Regions from separate parts of the Homo sapiens genome. Here all the other regions are linked to region 1. Evidence: chromatin loops called from intact Hi-C (ENCODE). Cell type or tissue: MCF 10A. All regions are shown on one strand. Links, peaks and the distances in the headings refer to the core of each region. The heading gives the core; the rest is flanking DNA.

Evidence for each region. Peaks named below come from ENCODE experiments on the same cell type or tissue, not always from the same donor. Only the 100,000 strongest peaks of a DNase experiment are listed, where the experiment ranks them.
Region 2: it touches region 1 in a loop (7-fold over the local background); 7 of 110 quality-filtered maps call a loop at or near these places.
Region 3: it touches region 1 in a loop (3-fold over the local background); 3 of 110 quality-filtered maps call a loop at or near these places.

What each region holds. Positions count from the first base shown.
Region 1 is chr2:150,482,847-150,490,606 of GRCh38, forward strand. It overlaps RND3 (Rho family GTPase 3), which reads right to left and starts at 4,821. Exons shown (of 6, transcript NM_005168.5): 1 at 4,703-4,821; 2 at 4,422-4,609; 3 at 3,848-3,935. The coding sequence starts at 4,571. In MCF 10A, for the core only: a CTCF peak has its summit at 4,949; DNase peaks (open chromatin) are centred at 3,395, 3,785, 4,135 and 4,875.
Region 2 is chr2:150,185,304-150,193,533 of GRCh38, forward strand. All of the region lies in intron 1 of LINC01818 (long intergenic non-protein coding RNA 1818), which reads left to right. Among named protein-coding and RNA genes, the nearest start is that of LINC01818, 20 kb to the left of the region's middle. In MCF 10A, for the core only: no CTCF peak of the experiment used is centred there; a DNase peak (open chromatin) is centred at 6,218.
Region 3 is chr2:150,582,916-150,591,145 of GRCh38, forward strand. No RefSeq gene overlaps it. Among named protein-coding and RNA genes, the nearest start is that of LINC01920, 15 kb to the left of the region's middle. RefSeq lists an enhancer at 3,880-4,174. In MCF 10A, for the core only: no CTCF peak of the experiment used is centred there; a DNase peak (open chromatin) is centred at 4,076.

The DNA of each region.
Region 1 (7,760 bases), core at 2,715-7,714:
TCAAGGACCTGACAAAATTAGGTGCATCATGAGTTGTTAATGAAATACACGCTAAACCAGAAGAGCTTCTTTTTCTCCATTACCCCACCTGAACTGTCTGCTTCTTAGGAGCAGGACCATGCTTAATTAACACTGTATCTCTAAGGTCTTGACAGAGGGCCTGTTTATAGTGGATGCGGGAAAAAAGGAAGAGATGGATGGAGAAAGGGAGAAAGGAAGGAAATATTAAGTTACTGTGCCTTAAAAAGCAGGAAATTATTTTTTTTTCTTGGTGCAAAGAGACTTCACATATCCTACTTTCACTTGGTAGTCTTTCTCACATCCAAATTGGCAGAGTTTGCCTATGCATGATCATGACTGCTGGGGGCAAAAGTAGACCCCTTATGAGAAGCTGTCCAACTAAAGAGGCCAGATAAGAGAGGAACTGTTTCTGTCTTCTAAATGGTTGCCCTTCTGCTAGGAGGGTAAACAGGACAGGAAATATCATTCAAAGGACAATGTTCATCCCGTATCTCTCCCTATATAAGAGCAGTCAGGCACACCCAATTTTTCCTATATAAGTCTCTTTCACAAAGTTCTAGGAGGGAAATAAAAAGTGCAATTTATCTGACATTTAGAACTTTACAGACTTGGCTGGGATCTTTTCTCCAGAGTTATATTGATGGCCTTTGGAAAAAATAAATGTATCAAGAGGCATAAGGCATATGCAATTATTTTTACAATCTGAACTAAATAAATGTTTTAGTGGGCAAAGAAAATGTCAAACATTTACCAAAAAATAGTCCTGTCCAGAAATTTGCCATGAAAAGCTTGGAATTAAATGGAAAAATGTTAAAGATCCTTGAAATAATTAGTTGCTGATTCAATGGTTCCTGCTAGATATAAACAACAAATCACTTTTGATGGAAACAGGCTATTCTTAGAATTTAAGTAAGCAGTGCTTGGTGACTGTGTTTAACTAACTAACATTTCACCTCATGAACAACATAATGGAATTCTAAATAATTCCCTTATGCCTCTTTTTTCCATTTGTTTAAATCTAAATTCTAACTAAGATTTCATTACCGGATAATTTTGCAGTACAAAATTTTCTTCATCACATTTTCAAACCTTTATATTTTAGTTAAACATACATAAGTTTTGGTTTCATTAAATAAAAAGACAAGTGATTATTTCACTACAAATTCATTTCAGATGATTATCTTTAATTCGATGAAAGGCAATGTTTATAAAGTTGCCATTCTTTGTGCACAGGTAATTCAGTGTGAATAAATGTCAGGGAACCTCATCTCCTTGGCAACTATGCATATCATTACTCATTTACTCATTCATCAGATTTTATTGGATAACTGCTGTATGCAAGGCATTGTGCTATGTGTGCAGAGTCTACGAACTGCAGAGTTTTGATTAAATGCATGAAGATACCTGAAGTGGTATTTACCTGCACATACGAAGGACAGCCTCCAACTACAAACTGCCCACATTTTGGTTTATGTTCTAGCCTTTATCAAACAATGTGCCTTTTCTCCCCTAAAAGAATCAATTTAGCCCTTTAGGCATCTATTCCGAAATATCCATTGGTGGTCCTGTCACTCTTGAAGCTTGAGATAGGAAATGTATAGCCCAGCATTCCTATAAGCCCACCCATTCCCCCTCCCTGTCCAGATGGGTTTCATTCCTAAATCCACCAGGAAGCCTGGCTCTGCCCAGAACCTGGCTTGCTTTGCAGGCTGTGAAAACCCCAGCACGGGATGCCAGATCCCCTAAGACTAAGAGCTGAAGCCAACCAACATCCTGGGAAACAAAAAGACCTGCCTGTCCAGCGTAATAAAGCCAAGAAGTGTACAGCTGGGAGAGATCCTGCACATCATCTAGCTCAGTGTCCTCTTTTTACAGATGATGAAAATGAGACCCAGGGAGATAGGGGATTTGCACACAGAAATCCATGGTAACCAGGAGCTAAGATCTAAACACAGCTTTGTATCAACGACTGGTTCAGACACACTGCTCCACCCCGTGCCAAAATAATTTTTATCGTGCATTAGGTCCAAACAGGGCTGCCGGTTGGGGCAGGGAGTACTGGTGCTTATTATCGGTACCACACCAGCTGTGCCATCCAGTAGGCATAACAAATACATACCATGATATGTCTGGGAATCAGAGCCCATTAAGTACCAGGCTGTAAAATAATTCTGATAGGAACTACTGAAATAAGGAACCACTTGAATTCTGTCTACCAACACCTTCTCCAGAGTTTCGAGTCTGTGTACCATCCCCAACAGAAAACACGGCGGCAAAGTCCTGATTCTGCTGCCCTTGGAACGGCTGAGAAAGAGCCTGACTCCAGGGGGAAACAAAATCAGCCCTTCTCACTGCAGCAGTCGGAGCATCTGGCACCGACCATGAGAGGCGCTCGCTCGTGCGAGACTTCTCGCTTGCCTTTGTGCTGGGACTGCCTCTGGCGACCCTGTCAGTCTGGTTCCTTCCTCTTGCTCTCTGAACCCCCGCGTCCCTCGGGGGCTCCAGCGGTTCAAGCCCAGCGGTTCTGTGGGAAGCTCACAGAAACACCTCCACGAGGCCACTCCCCGCTGGGCGCGGCTCCACCTCGGGGCCTCCCCGCCTAACAGCAAACCTGCTTGTTGGCACTTGCGCGTTCCTCCTCGCCAGTTTCACCCGGATTTGGCTCGGTCCGCCAGCAACCCAGCTCCTTGCTAAATTCCCAGCCCTAAGCGCAGGGGCCTTTACCCAGCCTTCCCAGTGGGTCCTGCTTTTCCATAGCCGACACCCTTCTTGGAAACAAACTCGCTAGACACCGCTGGTTAGGGCGGCGGGTGCCTATGTCCCAGCCCAAGACCTCAGATGGTGCCCCCCTGCCACTCCCCGGCCTTTGACCTGGCCTAAACCCCTAACTCAGCCGGGGGGCCGGATGCCTTCCCACCGGGAGGGTACCTAGCCCTCCCTACCACCGCGCGCCAGGTAGGTGGGTGGGCGCATGGGAAAGCAATAACCCGGCCTTGAACCTCAGACCCATGAATATAACCCACCGCGGCGCCAATAATTCAAGTAGACTGGAAGGTCAAAGGCGAATAGTGTTGCCCGCGGCCTTGGAGGCAAGCCGAGTGGGGGATGCAATAGAGGTCAGGAGGGGCTGGTGTGGTGAAGGGGAAACGGACGTGATCACTGGGATGGAGTGGGGGAAAAAGGGAAAAGCTCGGTACAGGTGGGCACCGAGGCACCGCGGGCGGCCGGCAGCGCGAAGAGGAGGTTCAGCTGCTGCCCGGCCCCTGCGCCACCAGCGCATTCCTGGGTGTAGGCGTCACGGGCGCCGCGGCTGCCTGCGCTCAGTTTCTTTCCCTCAACAGCGGCAATTGCACGTAACCGCGTCGCCTCTGGGATTTTCTCCCGCCTCCCATCACCCCCGCGGCGCTCCCCGCCTCCCCGCCAACCAGCAGGTTAGATCTAGGAGGGGCGCCCGCCTTGAGCCGGGTGGTTCCGCCGAGGCGCACGCAGCGCCCATGCAACACCCCACAGTATCGGGCCACCTCGGCCGACCCAAGGCGACTTGACCACGACTCCGCGGGCGGACTGCGCCTGGCCACTAGTGGCTCCAACCGCGGGGTCACCCTGCGGGCACACAGCGCTCTCCTCTCCCCACTGCTATCTCCTCGTCCACGCTGTCGTCTGCCGCCCCCACCCAGAAGGGATACAATTTTCGCCCAACAGGGACCGTGGGAATCCCTTGGGAGGGGCGCAGACGGCTTGTAGCGCGCGGTTTCCCGAGACCCGCCGCGCATCCCCCAGCGACTGGAAACCCGCCCCAAGCGCCACGCGGTCCTCCCACTCTTACCCGAAGTGTCCCACAGGCTCAACTCTATTCTTTGTGTGTCGATTTCAAAACTGGCCGTGTAATTCTCAAACACTGTAGGAACGTAATTCTGGATAGACAAAATGGGCAAAAGAGGAAGGAAAGAGGGCAAAGAGGTTACGTTTAAACGCACGACACCCATTGAACACCCTTCCCCTCCCCGCTCCCCAGTTAAGAAAGAAAACCTTCACACATCAGACCACACACTAAGCACATGGACCCTTTCCGAAACCCCTGTCCTACTCCCCACTCACCCCACCCGGCTCTCACAGATCTGCTGACCCGAATCTCCCAACCCCAGGTTATGCACACAGGAACGAACAAGTTTCAGGAGCTAACCAGCCCATGTGCAGGCGCGTCCCAACCCTAAAAGCTTCCAGCGCACTTTCCCTTTCCCCGCAGTCTAATCAGGGGAAAGTAGTAAGGACCGAGAAAGACTTTTTTTTTTCTTTTTTTTTTTTTTTAAGGGAAAACGGATGAAAGCGGGGAGGCCCACCTCGGGACTGGGATCCCACTGGCCGACCCCCTCGTGGAAGCCGCGGCCGGCCACACTCACCTCGGGGAAGCAGTCCTTGGCGAAGACATGGAGCAGCGCAGTTTTTCCACACTGACTGTCTCCCACCACAACTATCTTGCATTTCACGTTCTGATTAGGATCCATGATAGATTTGCTGGATAATTTCTGGCTGGCTCTTCTCTCCTTCATTGATGTTGCCTTATTTTCTCTTGGAACAGGAATTTTCTCTTAAGAAGAAAAAAAAAAATATATATATATATATATATTTCTCTCTTTATAAAAAGCAGATATAAAAATAAATCACAAGGCTGATGGGCAACCTCTGAAACGCGGCGCAGACGAGGAGGAGAGCGAGAGGAGCAGGCTGGTTACTCCCCTCCAACAAGTTTTAAGCCTGACTCCTCACCGCGCCTCCCAAGTCCAATTCCGAGCCGACTGCTTTGTTTCACGCTCTCTGCGCGGCTTTATACGCCCGGCCTTCCAATCCTCTTCTTTCTCAATGAGAGGAGGAAACTGATCTGCCTCCTCCCCTTTTATGGAGCCTGGGAGCGAGCGCTGTTGGCGTTGCATGCCGAAAATGTAAGCAGTGCGCCCTCTAGGGTGCCCATTCGGGATCTATTTTAGACCAAGGCTCTTAGACAACATGAAGATCCCAAAGATGCTTTGCTGACAAGTCCACAGGGCAAGGTGGGAAACTGGTATCTGTGCATACTGATTTGAACTACAATCCCTTTAAATATAGTTTAATAGGGGCTTATCTGTAGAAGCCTCATGAGCATTTATGAAAACAAAAACATTTCCCACCCAAGTTAAAGGACAGTGATAAAACATAGGAAGCAAATCTTGGGTGGAGAATAGTTGAGTGGTTCTATTTTTTTTTTTAATGGTTTGTATCAGGTACATAGGCCATGGACCAATAGATCAGCCTCTTTATTCCAGATGCAAGAACAGGCTTGCCTGGGTCACGGTAGTAGACTGGCTTCTGAAACCTGTCAGTTTCAGTCGTACAAGTGGAGGCAGAAAGGTTTCGAGGGGTGGGTACAGGAGGTGGGAGGGGAGAAGAAAGAGAAGTGGAAGATGCCCATGACTGAGTGACAAAGGCCATTGGAAACTCAACCCTACTGCGCTAGGGACCCAAACACTTGTCAGCTTAGTTGCACCTCCCCACATTTGCAGTGAGGGGACTGGTGGGGGGGCAGATTTTGATACTATTAATTCTTTATCTATAGCCTCCATCTTCCCGGAATCAAAGCACCCTAGACTGGACTCAGAAGGCACAAACATCTTTAGCTGAAAAATGCAGATACAACCCTCCACCCTCTCTTCTGTCCTCCTCCACATCCATCTCCCTAGCCCTCCAACTCTTCCCCGCAAGCAAAAATCTTAGAAAGGACCAGAATAGCCCGCACATTTGTTCTTTTTCTATGAGAAGTCTTTCTTTTTCTCATCTTCAGCTCCTGCACCCTAAATGCTCAGGAGGTTTCAATTGTTACAATGTAGTAGCACACTGGCCAAAACCAGCTTATATGGTCCCCTGTGGAGACTCCTAGGCTTGTAAATGAGAAGATAAGGTGAAAACAAACAAATCAGAAAGTTTAACATGGGAAGTGAAAAGGCACAATGAAGAGTTGTCAAAAGCACTGATGTAAGTAGTGGACTGGTAGGGCCCCTGAAGCCTAGGGGATCCAGGAATGATGTCCTATTTGGGGCTGAGAAAATTGGAGCCCCCTCAAAGATCATTGACTCAGACTCCATCGGTGGGTCTGTGTTTACACAAGGGGAGGGTTGACCCACAGAGAAGCGGGTTGCTGGCCCTGCTAGGGTTCCTAGAGCAGCCTTTGCCAATGTTTGTTCTTCTGAGCTTTAGTTCCCTCCTGACACAAAGGGTGCCATGGCCCAATTAGTGAGGGCGACACTGTACCCACATCACTCACTGAAGATTCGCCAAGCACACTAATGTTACAAACATTTAAAAATCCCAGAGAAAAGCAGACTATTTAACATAGTTTAACCTAGCATTTCCCAAAACTACTTAACACAGGAAACATTAATCAAATTATTCACGTTTGTTTACTTGTTTAAAGAGCAATGGGCATAGTAGTTGGGGCAGGAGATCACAAAGAGGTGTATTTGGGTCCCCAACTTCACATTTTCTGTATGACTTTGGATGGATTATTTAGCCTCTCTGAGCCTCAATTTCATCATCTGTAAAATAGGAGTCATAATGGTAATTATGAGGAAATGCAAGTGACGTTTGCAGAATGGTTTCTGGCACAATAAAGAGTCCTTGACCTGTGTTATAGTTTGCATGTAAAATCTTATTTGCACTTTTCAGAACTGTTGAATGTGTCTTGAGAAATTCTGGCTTCATTGGTGGACTCACTAATTGGAGCTGTGTCCATCCTATCTTTTGTCTTATTTTTAACTTAATGAAATTACCCCTTTCCAGAGATATGATTTGACCTCCCATATTTCAGAATTGATGTAGTTTATATGGTTAAATCACTTTAACAGAAATAATTAAGAATGTTTATGAATTGGCTGATCAATGAATAGGGTAACCACATAATTTATCATCTAAGCTGGGATTTGAGAGCAAAAGGGGCACTACCAATGATTGTGGCTGGACAACAGAGGTAAACAGGGTCTATCCCAGGCAAAACAAGATGCATAATCACTTCACCATAGAATCATCTGGAATCATAGTGGATGACTATTTTTGGAAATCAGGTGACCTGAATTTCCAGGAATCTGCCAGTTGCTGAGCAAAATTTAATGGATGTATAACAGAGTAGAAAAACCAACTGCCTGAAGTCACCAGGATTTGAATCCCTCTAGGGTAAACATTCTTCCTTTTCCTTTTTAAAATCTCTAGTGTTCAGTGTGAAGTGGATACTTAATATATTTTAAAATTCATCTAACATTTAGTTTAACAATTACTTACTCAGCATCTGCTGTAAACCAGGCACTGTTCTAGGAACTGCAGATAGAGCAGTAAACAAGACAGATCTGTTTGCTACTCTCAAAAAGCATACATTCCAGGCAGGAGATAGACAGTAAATAAAGAAGTAAGATCACCCCATGTTTTTCTTCATAGAAAACATGGCACGGCATTATTAAAGCATAGTAAGGTAGGGATCAGACCCATGGTCCAGCAGAAGGATGCTCACAGACAGTGGAAAGGTTACAGGCTGGAGGGAAAGGGCTTGGTAGGTTTGAGGAATAGAAGAAAGGCCAGAATGACTAGGGCCTGCTGAAGGAGGGAGAGTGTAGGTCGGGGAGCAAAAGGAAGCAGGCAGGGGCTGAATAATTGGCTGTAGAATTTGGATTTCATTCTCAGGGTAATGTGAAGTCAGTCATGGCAGGACTTGGAACAGG
Region 2 (8,230 bases), core at 1,479-6,478, 300 kb before region 1:
AGTGTCTGGAACAAAGTAGTTTCTCAACAAATTTATGGAGTCTCTATTTTTCTTGCTAAAACAACCTCATCATTTTCTCTCTTCCCATCTACATGGTAAGCATGAGCCTGTTAGATTTACAGTGATTGAAGTTTATTAAAAATATATATCACTTATATAGCAACTGAAATATTGAAAGCACTTGCATGTATGTTATTTTAGGCAAATACTAGAAGTATTTTATAAATGCATTGTATCAGACTTTTTTCCATATATTTCTGCCATGATATTTGAACATAAATGCAGGAATATAATATTCATCCTGTTTAAATTTCATTTTATTCTTCAGACAATGTTCTGTCTATCTTAGATGCTACTTTGACAACCCGGATAAAACAAATATGCCCTGGAAATGGAAGGCTGGATCCTTACACACTTTAAAAATTATTTATTTTAGTCTCTACTAATATACACTTATTTGTCACAAAGCATGCAAAGAGTTGGTAAATAAACGCTATAACATTTTGGATTTAATCATTGTGGCATAGTGGTTAAGTGTGGTCTCTGTGTCCAAAAAGCCTGAGTTTAAATCCTAGCTCTGCTATTTAATTGTATAACTTTAGACAACTGACTTAATCATTCTCTGCCGCAAGTTCCTCATCTAGAATATGGAGTGAAAAATCTTGACTCTTTAAAGGGCTGTGAGGGTAAGTTAATTAAAATATCTAAAGTTTCTGTCACATACAGGACTCAATCAATAGTGGCCATTATTATTATTTAGGTTTAATTGAATCAGCTGATGCTCTTGTTTTCCACACTTTTGTACAACTTCATAAAAGGATATGGAAATTAAGAATAACTCATCCATTATTTTTCCCTTTCACTTGATTGATACTTATATTGAAGTATTTCATTTAATATTTTAAAACAAAATCCTCGTGTAGGCTATCAACACAAAAATATGAAATAAGTAACTATATGTTTGCTTATAAGTTTTAAAAATACATGTAATTATTACTGATATTTTAAATATTATATAAATGGATGGATGGTGAAAACAGCACCTTTCAATGAAATATACAAATAAAATTAGCAATATTTGTGTTTTGATTCATGTATGTATGCATGTATGTTACCAGCTTATTGAAGGCTTTCAATGCTGTAGGTATTGTGGCAGGTACTGTTGATTATCATTCCCTTCCCTCCTTACCAAGAGAACCTTAGAGCACCACACCATTGTGCTAAGTTAAAGGGATGGATTCAGTTTCTCAGATTGCTTATACTTGACATGGTCATGTGACCCAGTTCTGGCCAATGAGGTATGAGCAGAAGTCCATCAGCAGGACCTCTGGGGAAGTTTTGCAAAGGGAGTCTTCCAGCCATGTTCCATTTGATCTTTTGCCTTTTGTACTGTGCCCTTCTTCCTTCCTGGAGGATAGATTCTGTACCTTAGACGTGCAAAAAGCCTTTCAGCCACAGAATCAAAACCTACAAGTTGTGGAAGGCAGAGCAGGAAGACACTAGAAGTCTGTGTCTTTAATCACAGTTTTGAGGTGTCATACCAGCCCTGCAATACTTATCCTTGATATGGTTAGGCTTTGCGTTCCCACCCAAATCTCATCTTGAATTGTAATCCTCAAGTGTTGAGGGAGAGACCTGGTGGAGGGTGATTGAATCAAGGGGGCAGTTTTCCCCATGCTGTTTTCATGATAGTAAGTGAGTTCTCATGAGATCTGATGGTTTTGTAAGTGTTTGACATTTCCTCCTATATACACTCTTTCTCTCTCCTGCTGCTTTGTGAAGAAGGTGCATGCTTCCCCTTCTGCCTTGATTGTAAGTTTCCTGAGGCCTCCCCAGCCATGTGGAACTGTGAGTCAATTAAACCTCTTTCCTTTACAAATTACCCAGCCTTGGGTATTCCTTTATAGCAGTGTAAAAGTGAACTAACACAATCCTTAACAACGTTTTACCTCTTAAGCCAAACAATACCTTTGAGTTTAAGCCCTTATTTATAGGGATATCTGTTAACTACTACGAGTTCAGTCCCAAGCGAAACAAATATAAACGTGATTTATTTGTTTTTGCCAATCACTACTTTTAATCATTTTTGGTTGAATCTCTTTGTCTTATTCCTCAGCAAAATATTGGTGAGATTCTATAATTCCTTTATCACTTTTAATTATAGAAACTGAGCTAAATTTAAGCATTCAATCTTGAAATTGTTTTTCATCTCTTTTAGAAAAAAAAAAAAAAGGCAATCACCATGATCCAGAAATAAAACATCCCTAAAACTGAAAGGTGAAACAGTGTCCACATTTTCAAAAATAGAGGACCTTTTAGGACCTCTAAATATTTAGACTAAGAAAGAAAATGTCAAAGAGAATCAAGATCCATGATTTAAAGTATCTAAGATCCTTTATATGAAAATATGATTTCTACTATATAGCAAATACGTGAGTAAAAGGAGTAGACAGAACTAGCATGACAGAAGCTGAGTAATCATTAGTTAAGACTGGTTTATAGAGGATTCCTATAAATATAGACCCTTAATCTTCAGGAAATATCAAAGGATATGCAAAAATAAATGATTCCACTTTATTGTCTGTTGAAATTTTGATTTTTTCAATGAAATGTTAAATAATTGTAGCTTTTTAAAAAAGTCTTGACTATTTTCTATATAAATCCTGAAAGGTAACTTTAATAAAATCTAAACTATTTCACTGGAATTTATGGGGGAAGAAAAGCATAAGTCAAGGACTGACCACATTTAGCCATCTACAATGATAATTGATAGATAATGATCTTCAATGATAAAAATCATTATTTTGCATTGAAAAATGTATTGTATATTATTACCAAAAGATGAACGCAGTTCCATGGAAAAAAGTAGAAATTTTTAATATAGAGTATTATCTGTGTTTTGAGAACATAAATCACCCTGCACTTTCCTTCTGGCTTCTTGGCAACCTCCAATTTTAAATTCCATCAATAGGTGTAGCCCACGTAACATAAAACTCAGATGGCAGTATGTGCATCTTTCTATTTGCTTTGGCAGACTTCTCATCTCTCTTAATAAGACTTGGATAACACGTGGAAATCAATAAAATTATAGTTGGTTATGAAAGACGGCAATCCTAGCTTATTCAGGGTTTTGTATTCCACCTCCTAGGGAACAAAAATTCCACAGATTTTATGCTTCTTCGGGTGGCTCAGTGTAGTTCCTTGGACAAACAAAGGAAGGGGATTTACACATTGTTCTTGGTGGTTTTCCCAGGTGTTTATTTTCTTTCAAAAAAAAAATCGTAGCTACTTTAGACTTGCTAGGGAAATACAAGCATTTTGGGGGCAGGCTCTCAGTTTATTTTTCTAATCTCCCTATACTATTTATTTTCAGCACCTTTGCAAGTTCTTCTTTTAGGTTGTTCTTCAACCATCAGCATTTAAGCCAATGGTTTATACATATTCCCGTGGGTATACACAGATTTATTTGGGATTCTCTGAGGAGTAATTATACTTAAATCCCTTTATTTCAAGCTCAATAATGCATATCAAAATACTCACGAGTGTGATGTTATGTAGATAACCTTGAATTTGTTGTTTTTTTTCAGTAAATCATTCTCAAACTTTCACACACTAACTGTCATAGCTAACAAATTGCAACATACCCCATACCTATTTGCATCATCCAGGTGTCTTTTCCACTGAGGTGGAAAACTGCTCTTTTAAACAGCAATGGAGTTTGACCTGCCTATCCATGATGTAACAGTTTAAAAATATACACACTGAGGTTTTAAAGATTTTTTGTAGTCAGTCAACCTGATTTACTCTTTAGAAGCATGTGCTATTTTAACGAACTCACCCACTCAAGTCTGTTGAAACATGGAAGCTGATGTGTCCATCTGACTGCAGTGGCATTCATTTCCATATTGATGGCATATATTTGTTATTTTCTGAACCTAATCATAAAGCTCATAGCCTATAACATGCAGCCTGTGGTGTTGAGACTTCTTTAGCTTTGCAATGCCAGCAATTGGTTCATGATAGCAAATGGTTGTTCAATTAATGTGGAAGAATTCTTGTGATACTAGAATCACAGGGTATCTCAACTGACCAATGTTAAAAACGAGGTCTTAACGTTCTTGAATAGGGTAGGTAGTTGATAGCTTCTGACTTGATGAGTACAGAAACTCTTCTTTGAGGGTGCAAGAAAAGGAAAGGAATGTTTGTATTCACCAGGAGAAAGATTGGAAATGTCAAAGCAGTAGAGAGGATGGCATAGCAGCTCTCTAATCCAGCTTGAAATAGAATTTTATTATCAACAGAAAGGTTCAGAGCCTTAAGCCGAAGAAAAATGTTTTCATAAAAGACTTCGTGAAATTCTAAACACAAGCAGCGCTACTTGGGAAAAAAAAAAAACAAGTGCAGCTTAAAACTGGGGACAGATGGGTTACTCTCCCCACTTATACCTTGTCAGCACCTCATTAACCCCCTCAGGTCTTGAGGCTTTCCTCCCAATCTGAGAGTCTCTTTCTTTTAAAACTTGAGTTCATCTTATTTACATTTACTGACATGACAGATAGGCTTGTTCTTAGTTCTTATATGATTTGTCATTGCTGCTTTGTAAATTGTCTAATTTTTATATATGATCTGTCTCCATGTTTTGTTTTGGTTATGTTTCCCAACCAGTAGCTTGGAGAGTACATTCTCTGTTTTTAGATCCTGTAGTGTTGATGTTTACAAATTGTAACAATAATGCTTCTTATTTCTTTCATTTTTACAGAGTGTATATGAATTGTCCCTTTTAAACAGTGAATGAACTGGAACATTCGTATTTTCTCCCACTTTTCTTCTCTACTTCATCTCTTGATTTTGGTTATTATGTTCTCAATTTAAATTTTTCTTACAGATCTCTTAAAATAATACATATATATACATATACGTATGTATCTTCAAATAATACATTTAAACATTTGCTGCTTGATTTGCCTACTTTAAACAGTATCAATCAACTTCCAGTGTGAAAAATCAGAAATTTAACCTAGTTATATTTCTATCACATTTCACCTTCAAGAGTATGTTAATTATATTGTTATTTTGAAATTCTCAACATTTTTAAATATTTCTCTTGTGATCTAAATGACTCCTACATTTGCTTATTGTTAATACTACATCTGAATAGATTATTATCTATTAATGCTCAAATAGATGTATAGCCAACCCTTTCCCACAATGTCTCCATTATGTTTTAAGAACCAGGGTTAAAGGGTGCTTCCACAGATAATCTTCACCCCTAGATTTTGTCATTATAATAGTAAAGGAGTGTTGGATCCATCAGAGATAGCCCTACTGTTTGAGGACCCTGCTATATTAGGATGATTTTCACTATGAGTAAGAAGGCTGAAACCACTAGGACATGCATTATCTTGCATGTTGAAGAATGATGAGAAAAGCATTTTCAGGGTGATTATTCAGTGGAACAGAGACCTTATGAAACACTCAAATCCTCTGCATCTTTTCTGACTGCCAAAATGGGCACACTCACTTTCCCCTTAGGCTGGCTCCCTTTGCGGTCCCAGGTGCCATATTTCCAAGCCTTACATGCAGATAATGCTATTCAGAGGCCCTAAAGAGGCTTAACCTTATTTGTGTCCCTTTTTTTTTGAGATGGAGTCTCATTCTGTCACCCAGGCTGGAGTGCAGTGGTGCAATCTCGGCTCACTGCAATCTCTGCCTCCCGAGTTCAAGCAATTCTCCTGCCTCAGCTTCCTGAGTAGCTGGGACTACAGGCACACACCACCACGCCTGGCTAATTTTAGTAGAGATGGGGTTTCACCATGCTGGCCAGGCGGGCCTCAAACTCCTGACCTCAGGTGATCCACTTGCCTCAGCTTCCAAAAGTGCTGAGATTATAGGCGTGAGCCACCGTGCCTGGCCCCTGTGTCCCTTTTTAAAATGAGAAAATGTTTCCCAGAAGCACACTGTTGCATACATTTTCCAGAATTGTGTCACTTCTCATTCTCAAACCAGGACAAATCATGATCGGGGGCTACAACTAATCATAATTAGTCTCTGAAGTTTGTGACCACCTCATACTCACAAAAACCAAGGCTCTGCCGACGAAGAATAAAGCCTGAGGAGGGAATGGGCAAAAAACTAGTTTTCCATTTTCCATTAGACAAACAGCAATGTCTGCTGTTGCTGAAACATTGCCAGAATTCTACAGAATGTGCGTCTGTCCTTGGTATTGTCTCGCAAGACTTGGCAAGTTATTCTAATAATTTTGTGGTATGTGGTCATAGCCATTTCCTGTCTTCATTGAAGATGGAATTTTTTTTTCCCTTTTCCTTCTCTCTGTTCAAGAGGCAATAGTGAGAAGACACAACTTCATTCTGCTGTCTATCAAACTAGAGATCAATGGAAGGGATATTGTCCTCAAAATCATTAACTGGAAAAGCAGTGGAGGAAAACTTTAACAATGCACTAGAGGAAACAACACAAACAGAATAGTTCTTGGAAAATTAGGAATGCTTCCTTTATTAGAGATTGACCATTTATCTTCTTTACATCTTAGAGACATAAAATTTCACAAGAGTAAGGAGAGATGGAAGTGGGTCAAATGATTTCCTACATCTTTTTTTCCTTATCAAATACAGTGCTCAAAAAATTTAAGCATTCCCTTTATTGCTTTCTTTCAGTCTTTTCGAGAAAGTGGGAATCAGTTCAAGTAGCCGTGAGGATCAGACATGGAATAATTTATTTGGTGATGGGAGGGTACAAAGACAGATTTTGCCTACAACCCATAATTGGTCTTCTGTAGGGACACTCAGGTAAGTATCTCAGCAAAAGGAAGACATATAGTTTTTATAGACTTTCTGGGCCAGATGGTTGCTGATGAAAACTCACAAGCTTCTCATAGACTACTCCCATTAAACTTCACCCAGAGGAAATCCCACCAGGCCTTAAGCAAAGGGACGAGTCCCTTCTAAATAGATTAGAGGACATATATCCAAAAAGTAGGCTTTCCTGGAATGTCAGTGAGACAGAACCATTAACTCACCTGGAAAAGGGGATGAAGCCAGGGAGCTGAGTGCTCTTGCACAGCGGATCCAACCCCCATGGAGCCCAATAAGCTAAGATCCACTGGTTTGAAATTCTTGCTGCCAGCACAGCAGTCTGAAGTCAACCTGGGACTCTCGAGCTTGGTTGGGGAAGGGGTGTCCACCATTGCTGAGGCTTGAGTACGGGGTTTTCCCCTCACAGTGTAAACAAAGTGCCTGGGAAGCTCGAACTGGGCGGAGCCCGCCACAGCGCTCAAAGCCCTGGTAGCCAGACTACCTCTCTAGATTCCTCCTCTCTGGGCAGGGCATCTCTGAAAGAAAGGCAGCAGCCCCAGTCAAGGGCTTACCGATAAAACTCCCATCTCCCTGGAACAGAGCACCTGGGGAAGGGGTGGCTGTGGGCAGCTTCAGCAGACTTAAATGTTCATGCCTGCCAGCTCTGGAGAAAGCAGCTGATCTTCAAGCACAGCACTCAAGCTCTGCTAAGGGACAGACTGCCTCCTCAAATGGGTCCCAGACCCCCATGCCTCCTGATGGGGAGATGCTTCCCAGCAGGGGACAAGAGACACTACATACAGGAGAGCTCTGGCCGGCATCTGGCGGGTCCCCCTCTGCGATGAAGCTTTCAGCGGAAGAAGCGGGCAGCAATCTTTGCTGTTCTGCAGCCTCCGCTGGTGATAACCAGGCAAACAGGGTCTGGAATGGACCTCTAGCAAACTCCCACAGACCTGCAGCAGAGGGTCCTGACTGCTAGAAGGAAAAGCAATAAATAGAAAGCAATAGCAATCAATATCAACAAAAAGTACCCCCATGCAAAAACCCATCTGAAGGTTACCAACATCAAACACCAAAGGTAGATAAATCCAGAAAGATGAGGATAAACCAATGTAAAAAGGCTAAAAATTCCAAAAACGAGAATGCCTCTTCTCGAAAGGATCACAACTCCTTGCCAGCAAGAGAACAAAACTGGATGGAGAATGAGTTTGACGAATTGACAAAATTAGGCTTCAGAAGGTGGGTAATAACAAACTCCTCTAAGCTAAAGGAGCATGTTCAAACCCAATGCAAGGAAGCTAAGAACCATGATAAAAGGTTAGAGGAATTGCTAACTAGAATAACCAGTTTAGAGAAGAAGATAAATGGCCTGATGAAGCTGAAAAACACAGCATGAGAACTTGGTGAAGCATAGGCAA
Region 3 (8,230 bases), core at 1,479-6,478, 99 kb after region 1:
GGGCATGAACAGACATTTCTCAAAAGAAGACATACATGTGGCCAACAAGCATAGGAATAAAGCTCAATATCACTGATCATTAGAGAAATGCAAATCAAAACCACAATGAGATACCATCTCTCACCAGTCGGAATAGCTCTTATTAAGAAGTCAAAAAATAACAGATGCTGGAAAGGTAGTGGAGAAAATGGAACACTTATACACAGTTGGTGGGAGTGTAAATTGGTTCAACCATTGTGGAAAACAGTATGGTGATTCCTCAAAGAGATAGAAGCAGAACTGCCATTCAACCTAGCAATCCCATTACTTGATATGTGCCCAGAGGAATATAAATTGTTCTACCATAAAGACACATGCATGTGAATGTTCACTGCAGCACTATTCATGATAGCAAAGATATGGAATCCACCTAAATGCCCATCAATGACAGATTGGATTAAAAAATGTGGCACATATACACCATGGAATATTATGCACCCATAAAAGAGAACGAGATCATATCTTTTGCTGGAACATGAATGGAGCTGGAGGCTATTATCCTTAGCAAACTAACACAAGAACACAAAACCAAAACTGCATGTTCTCACTTATAAGTGGGAGCTAAATGATAAGAACTCATGGACACAAAAAAGGAAACAACAGACACTCAGATCTACTTGAGAGGGGAGGGTGGAGGAGGGGGAGCAGCAGAAAAGATACTATTGGGTACTAGGCTTAACACCTGAGTGATGAAATAATCTGTATAAAAAACCCCCAGGACATATGTTGACCTATGTAACACACCTTTATATGCACCCTCAAACCTAAAATAAAAGTTAAAAAAAGGAATTTACTATAGTTAAATTATATAGCATGTTTCACACAACCTTCATCTTCATCTCCTTGCTTCTAATTTTTTTTTTTTTTTTTTTTTGAGACGGAGTCTTGCTCTGTCGCCCAGGCTGGAGTGCAGTGGTGCAATCTCAGCTCACTGCAAGCTCCACCCCTGGGTTCATGCCATTCTTCTGCCTCAGCCTCCCAAGTAGCTGGGACTACAGGCACATGCAGCCATGCCCGACTAATTTTTTTTTTTTTTTTTGTATTTTCAGTAGAGACGGGGGTTTCACCGTGTTAGCCAGGATGGTGTCGATCTCCTGACCTCATGATCTGCCTGCCTTGGCCTCCCAAAGTGCTGGGATTACAGGCGTGAGCCACTGCACCCAGCCTACTTCTGATATAATTTTGTGAGGAGTTGGGGAGGCATTATTTTCACATTTGACAAATGAGAAGTGTGAATTGACAAACGCTGAAGTGGGTGGGGAGAGCCTGGAGAATTGGGTGGCCTCAATCCTCACCTGGGCCTTTCCCCATGAATCATGAACCGCTGCCTTCAGTTCTCACATCAACTGCCTAGGGAAATATGACTATGTTCATTCCGCCTCTATGAGAAACTGTTCAGGAGGCACAAGGCAAGTGACTCCCTTCACAAGTGAGGGACTCTTCAATAAGAAAAGATATATATGATAAAAGTCACATCTCATTTAAGTATTCATGGATGCTTTGCATGTTCAAGGAGGTTTTCCAGGCACTGGGAATGGAGTAAAGAGTAAACAGGTGCAATTTCAGGCCTGAAAGAAATCAGAAGCTTGTAGGAAAATAGGCAATGAATTCAAAATTATACCAATAATCACATAATGAAAAGTATTTGGGGATTCTTTCAAAGACAGGCACAGATTTTATGAGGCCCAGATTTTACGAGTAAGTATCTGAAATCAAATCTACGTCACCAGGGGAAAACTCCTTGAAGATATGATATTTAATTTGAAACCTGAAGGCCAGCAAGTTGGAATAGGGCATTTTAGACAGCACATGTAAAAGCTCTGCAAGAAAGAAAGTGGCACTTTGAAAATGCTGGAGGAAGATCAGTATGTTGACAGCATGGTCAACAGGGGTGTAGGTCATGCCTACCTTCAGAGCTAGTCCCAGGCCAGTTCATAGAGCCTTGTGGGTTTGCTAAAAATTTTGGATATTTCCAAAGTGAAATGGGAAGGTACTAAACAGTTTTATGTAGAGGATTAATATGCTCTAACTTCTCATAGTAAACAGTCACTTTAGCTGCTCATTATAGAGAAGGATAAAAGTTGAAAGAAGAATTAGGGAGCTCAAACTAGAAATGTAATAGATAACTGGTTGATATGGTTTGGGTCTGTGTCCCCATCCAAATCTCACCTTGAATTGTAATAATCCCCAGGTGTCAAGGGCTGGACCAGGTGGAGATAATTGAACCATGGGGGTGGTTCCCCCATACTGCTCTCGTGATAGTGAGTGAGTTCTCACGAGATCTGATGGTTTTGTAAGGGGCTTTCCCGTTTGCTGGGCACTCATTCTCTCTCCTGCCACCCTGTGAAGAGGTGTCTTCTGCTATGATTATAAGTTTCTTGAGACCTCCCCAGCCATGTGGAACTGAGACAATTAGACAACTTTTTTCTTTATAAATCACCCAGTCTTGGGCAGTTATTTATAGCAGCGTGAGAAGAGACCAACATACTGGTAGATTCTTTCTTCTTTTTCCTGGATGACTTAATCTTATTTTGCTAACTTTCATAATCTGAGATCTCAGATACCTTGCCACATAAATAGCTATTTTATTCTTTATCTGAAGTTGATTTCTTATTAATGTTATTACTCTAGAAAGTGTAAGCACCTTCCTTATATATGTGATTTATGCAGAGACATTTTGGTTATTAGAGATGATATTAGGAAAATATCCATTTTCCAGGATTTTTGGTTAACAAATGCAATGTAGGACTCACATTTTTGTAGGGTTCACAATTACCTCCACCACATTTCTCAAGAGACTCTCTGGTAACTTTCATTCCAGATCAGTGACAAAGATGACAGAAATTTTTGCTATTGTAGCTCATTTACACACAAGATGAAACAAGCGGGACAGATGTTCCTAAAAAGAATGAAGTGCAATTTAAGAAAATAACTCTCTTTGAACTTTGAAAATGACATGGAGGAAATTTGGATTCTGATTTCAAGAGGTAGAATTTGTGAAGAGTAATGATTTTACAACATCCCACCCCACTCCCTTCTTCCTGGTTGAACTGATGGATGCTCCAACCTACAGCATTTGTACTGATTCTACATTGATCTTTTTCTGCATTGGGCCTGACTTAAGGGAATCTGACAGCACTGGGCCAAAAAACCAGTAACATTTATTAGGCCCTTGGTTACTGAACAAGCACAGAGACAAAGAAAAACTTAACTGAAGATTGTGTTTATACATTTGACACGTGTCAGGTAAGATATTTGGTTCACATGCAATAAAAATGAAATGTAGATTTCTCTGGAACTCGTGACTTACAGGACTTACTCAAATGGGCATTAAAAAGGTGCAACATGACTGCTTTTCTCTATAAAGGAAGGATATTTAAATTGAGACAGTGGAGAAATGCACATTATACAGGTACATCTTCCGTCTAGAAAAGAATTCTTGCCTTTTTTCTTTTATTGGCACAGACAGAGAAGAGAAGAGAAGCGGTGTGTCCATTTGTTTGCTTTCCAAATGTTTAAATGTCACTCAAGAGAAAGTTTTTCCCATATTTCTATGAGACTCGTCTTATCACCAGAATTCAAGTCTACAATCTCTTATACACAATTCCAAAATTGAAAATTCTGAAACTGTAAATGTTTTTGCAATTTTGGCTCCAAAGCTCTTTGAGTGGCAAAATCTGCCTTAATCTGATGTGAGGCTATTTATAGACTTTATTCTACTAAGAATATTTATTTCACTGTATAAATTTTAATATATTTATTGTGTGGTGCACCCTCAGGCCTGTATATGCAGAATATTTAGAATATACACTGTATTTCCTTTCTAACATCTAAAATATTTTGAATTTTCATCTAAGAGTTTTGGATAAAGGAATGTGAACCTATGCCACAGAGAAAAGAAAATTCAGTTCATTGAGCCTGATTACCTCCAAGCTCCTATCACTGTGGGCAAGGGTTGAAAGACTTGTCATATTGGGAAATGAAGTCCTTGTCCAAATGACCCGATGAATCACTTCCTTCCTTTTTGGCCAGTCTGGTCTGTTCATGGGTCACCGAAGACAAGAGTCAAAGAATCACTGTGTTTTAGAACAGACGTGCTGATCTAAATTTTAGATTCTAAAATATGCTCTGTTGACTAAGCTGCATTGCCTGGTAACAAAGACAATCACAATGAGGATTCATTCATTCCATAAATATTTACTGAGCACCTATTATGAAATGTCAAACATGTTGTAACAGAAAAAGAACCTAGATACAACTCAGGAGCCCTGGGTTCAAATTGGTTTAGCCATCTAACTCCTGTATAAAGTTTGGCAAGTCATTTAACTTCTCTTTCTCTCTAGATATTTATGATAATTAAATTTAATAATATACTCAAAAGATTTGTACATTTTATTGAGCTTCTGTGCTAAATGCCTTATATGTACCATATAAAGAATTATTATGTGCAGAGAATAAGATTGGTGGGCATACTAGGATGGGTAAAACACCCACTCTCAAAGAGCAAACTGATAGAGGAGTAACATATGCACCTACAGAACTATGCCAGGCTTTTATTTTTTTTTTTAATCACTGATAGGCAGCACCAAAATAATTTTGGAAGATAAGCTGCTCTAAGTCCTTGCAAGAAAAATATGGACGGGGGAAGGGAGAAAGAAGCATCTGAAAGGAATTTCATCTAAAACAGCTGCCTTGCTAAGTCCCTGTTTCAAATTGCCTGTTAGCTGATCTGACTTAAGACTTTTTTTTGTAATCAAGAAACAAAATCTGTGGGGTTTGCTAGTTCAATTCATTTGCACATTTCTCACAGCTACATATGGCAGGACTGGAATGATCAAATTTCCTTCAGCTTTATCATAAATCAGAGAGATTCCAATGTGTCCTTCACAGCTTTAAGTTTTCAAAACCATCACGACTAATGAAATATTTATTCTGAGACCTACAGCCACTTGCATGGAGTCACGTTCCTTAGAGGAGAGACTTTGACAAAAAGCCCATCAAAAAAGCAGCTGGGGGCCCCCGACCCTGGCCGCACTACCATTCTCCACTTTTGGCCTTTGCATCTGCCACCTTCAGGTTACCAAATGGCATCTCTCATAAACTGTAAGCACAGGCATTTTGCTCAACCCGACAGCTTTCAGTTGGAAACTAATCAAACTTTAAGGATTCGACTTAAGAGCAGGAAAAGGCTTTCTCAAGGTTTTATTACTTTGTAAAATGTATTAGGTTACAAATCAAGTTAATTTTAAAAGAGAACCTAGTTATTTTTTACTAGATGGTTTAAAAGTTTTCACTGTTATATAAAGCCAAACAACCAAAATCAGATAAATTTCCCTACAAATTGGCTGTTGGCCAAGTGTTTGCAGAAAAACTAGGATGAACCCATTTGCTGCAACAGCAACAATGACGCAAATGATGAAGAGGCTGGGCTGACACAGAAATGTAGTCCTTCCTCGTTGAGATTGTTGACCGAACATAGAAAAGCATTTACAAACAACCTAGGGAGATTTCTACCATGCTCCTTTGCAATGTTTCTTTGCTATTCTTCCCATCAAGAAGTGAAATCCATTTCTCCTTCTCTTATCTGATCTGTCTATATGGCCAGCTTTCACCAACAGAATGGGACAAGAGTGGCAGTGCCAGTTCTGGCCAGGTTTTAAGGGTTCTTACAACTTTTGCTTTTGCTCTCTTGCAACACCGACTGAGACTGCCATGTAAAGGGAGCTGGCCCAGCCCCCCTGAGGACAAGAGCCCATTGCAAAGAGAGCCTATGTGCCCCAGCCAGCAAGACGAGTGAAGCCATCTTGTTCCTTCTGGCCAGGATAACATTCTAGCTAAATGCAACCATACAGGTAAGCCCAGGTGAAACCAGCAGAAAAGTCAGCCAATCACCTCACAACATTATGAGAAATAAATTATTGTGGTTTATGCTTCTATGTTTTAGGGACACCTGCATTCTGGTTTTGACCTTGCCACGAATTAGTTGTTGACAAGGTATTTGATTCTATGTACTTTATCTCACATCTCAAAGGTGGAAACGTGAACTACATAAAAACTAATGTCCCTTCTTGTTTCTGTGTTATGGAAACTTGCCCCAAATCTGCAAACTTCAATCCATCCTTGATAGCAGAAAGCTGTAAAGGTTCACTAAGAATAACCAGGTTGGGAGCAGTGGCTCACGCTTGTAATCCCAGCATTTTGGGAGGCTGAGGTGGGTGGATCACGAGGTTAGGAGTTCAAGACTAGCCTGGCCAAGATGGTGAAACCCCATCTCCACTAAAAAAAAATAAAAATAAAAAAAATTAGCTGGGCATGGTGGCAGGCACCTGTAATCCCAGCTACTCTGGAACTCCAGAGGCTGAGGGAGGAGAATCGCTTGAACCCAGGCGGCAGAGGTTGCAGTGTGCTGAGATCGCACCACTGCACTCCAGCTTGGGTGGCAGAGTGAGAATCCGTCTCAAAAAAAATAAAAGAGAGAGAGAGAATAACCAGCAAGAAAAATCTTAGATAATGGTGGCTCCTGTTGTGGTGGGATAACAAGCATCTCAAAAAACATGCTGGCAAACACATAAAGTAATTGTTACATGCATCATTGAAATGTAAATTAGAAATTCGTGCTTTTGGGAAAAGTAAAGGGCTTGGGTAGATAAAGTATAGAAGAAATAGATTCTGTTTGAACAAGAATTGTTCTGCTTTGTTTTCTATCATTGTGGTTGAAGAGCATTTTGCAAATGAGTGTGGGTAGTTGGCTGTTACCATGGGTCAGGTGCATACAGTACGCACAAGTCAACTGTCAGGAGCCAAAATGAGTCCATCTGCTCCCTTTAAAAATCTTATCCAGTTATTCATTCCTGCTTTTTTATGCACCAACAACATTATCTCTTGCATATACTCTGCATAATTGGTGATTTCTGATTGCCTGCTGAAATTCTATCTTGATGCTGGTCGTAATCATTGCCTGATGGGAACATTTCATTCTTCAGCATGTGTAGTCATAATTATTTTAGATTCCTATGTAAAGTTAATCCACCCTGAAGGGGAATCCCTGGATGTCACCACAGAGGTAACATCTAACATTTCTGCTATTTTACTTTGTCTGATCTTTGTTGAATAAGTAATCATCTTCTGTTTACAAAACTAGCCTAGTAAAATTGAAAGTATTATGTGAAGCATAATGTGTGTCTTTGGCAGATAAATACACCTAGTTATTGATATGTGCTGAATATCGTTATTAAAAAAATAGAGTTACACTGAATGAATGAAATATGCACTGGGTAATGTATTTCATTCTTTCTTAAATTGCCTAGAAAGGCTAAGTTAAACAAGGAAGTATTAGCAGTTGCCTTCCTTGGTACTTTCCTCAGATTTTTCTTACCTGCCGTGACTGTTACCAAGTAATGCTGAATGGAAAATCTGTGACACTTTCTATAATAAGACAATTTTGACACCAACATAACATATAAACTCAAAGATATTTCTAGTCTCAAATACCTGCTGCTATGGCAACTTCCAAAGAACTCACTTTTCAAAATATTTGGATATACTGAGAGCATGTTAAAAATTTATTGACTTTTCCAAAACTCTCTGATTTGAATTAAGACCTATTTTTATCTACCTGTTAAAAATTATTTCTGTTCATTATAATTTTTGTCAACTAGTTTTAGAGGTTAAACCCTAGGAGATAAGAAACCAAATAGATCAGGATTTCAAGAAGTAAAACATGAAATGATTGAAAATTACAGGTATATTGATGTATGTATGATGTTTGTATGTATTCTGATGCAATTAAGGCCAGCGTTGTTTGGTGTTCTCTGTTGGAAGTCATGCCCAATGGATGTAAACTGTAGGATACTATATTACGGTTTTTGGGTTTTTTTTTTTTTTTTTTGAAGATTAAATATTGATCCTGTGGCTTTCTCTCAGCAAATATAGGCCAGTTTTGGGAAGTAACAACAGGTGTAGAAATTACAAGGGAATACTCTGTTCACATCTGCACATCATCACGTTTGAATGGTGTTGGGCAGTATTAATTGCTGGAACGAACGGTCTGTTTTGCTGCAGTTCAAATGTTCATCTTTGTTGAATAAAACTTGGTCTTCAAGGAAAGCCTGGCCTCTCAGGACATTTATATTTCCATTATACTAATTGGAGGTCAGTATAAACCTGACAACAAAATGAAAAGTGCAAAATC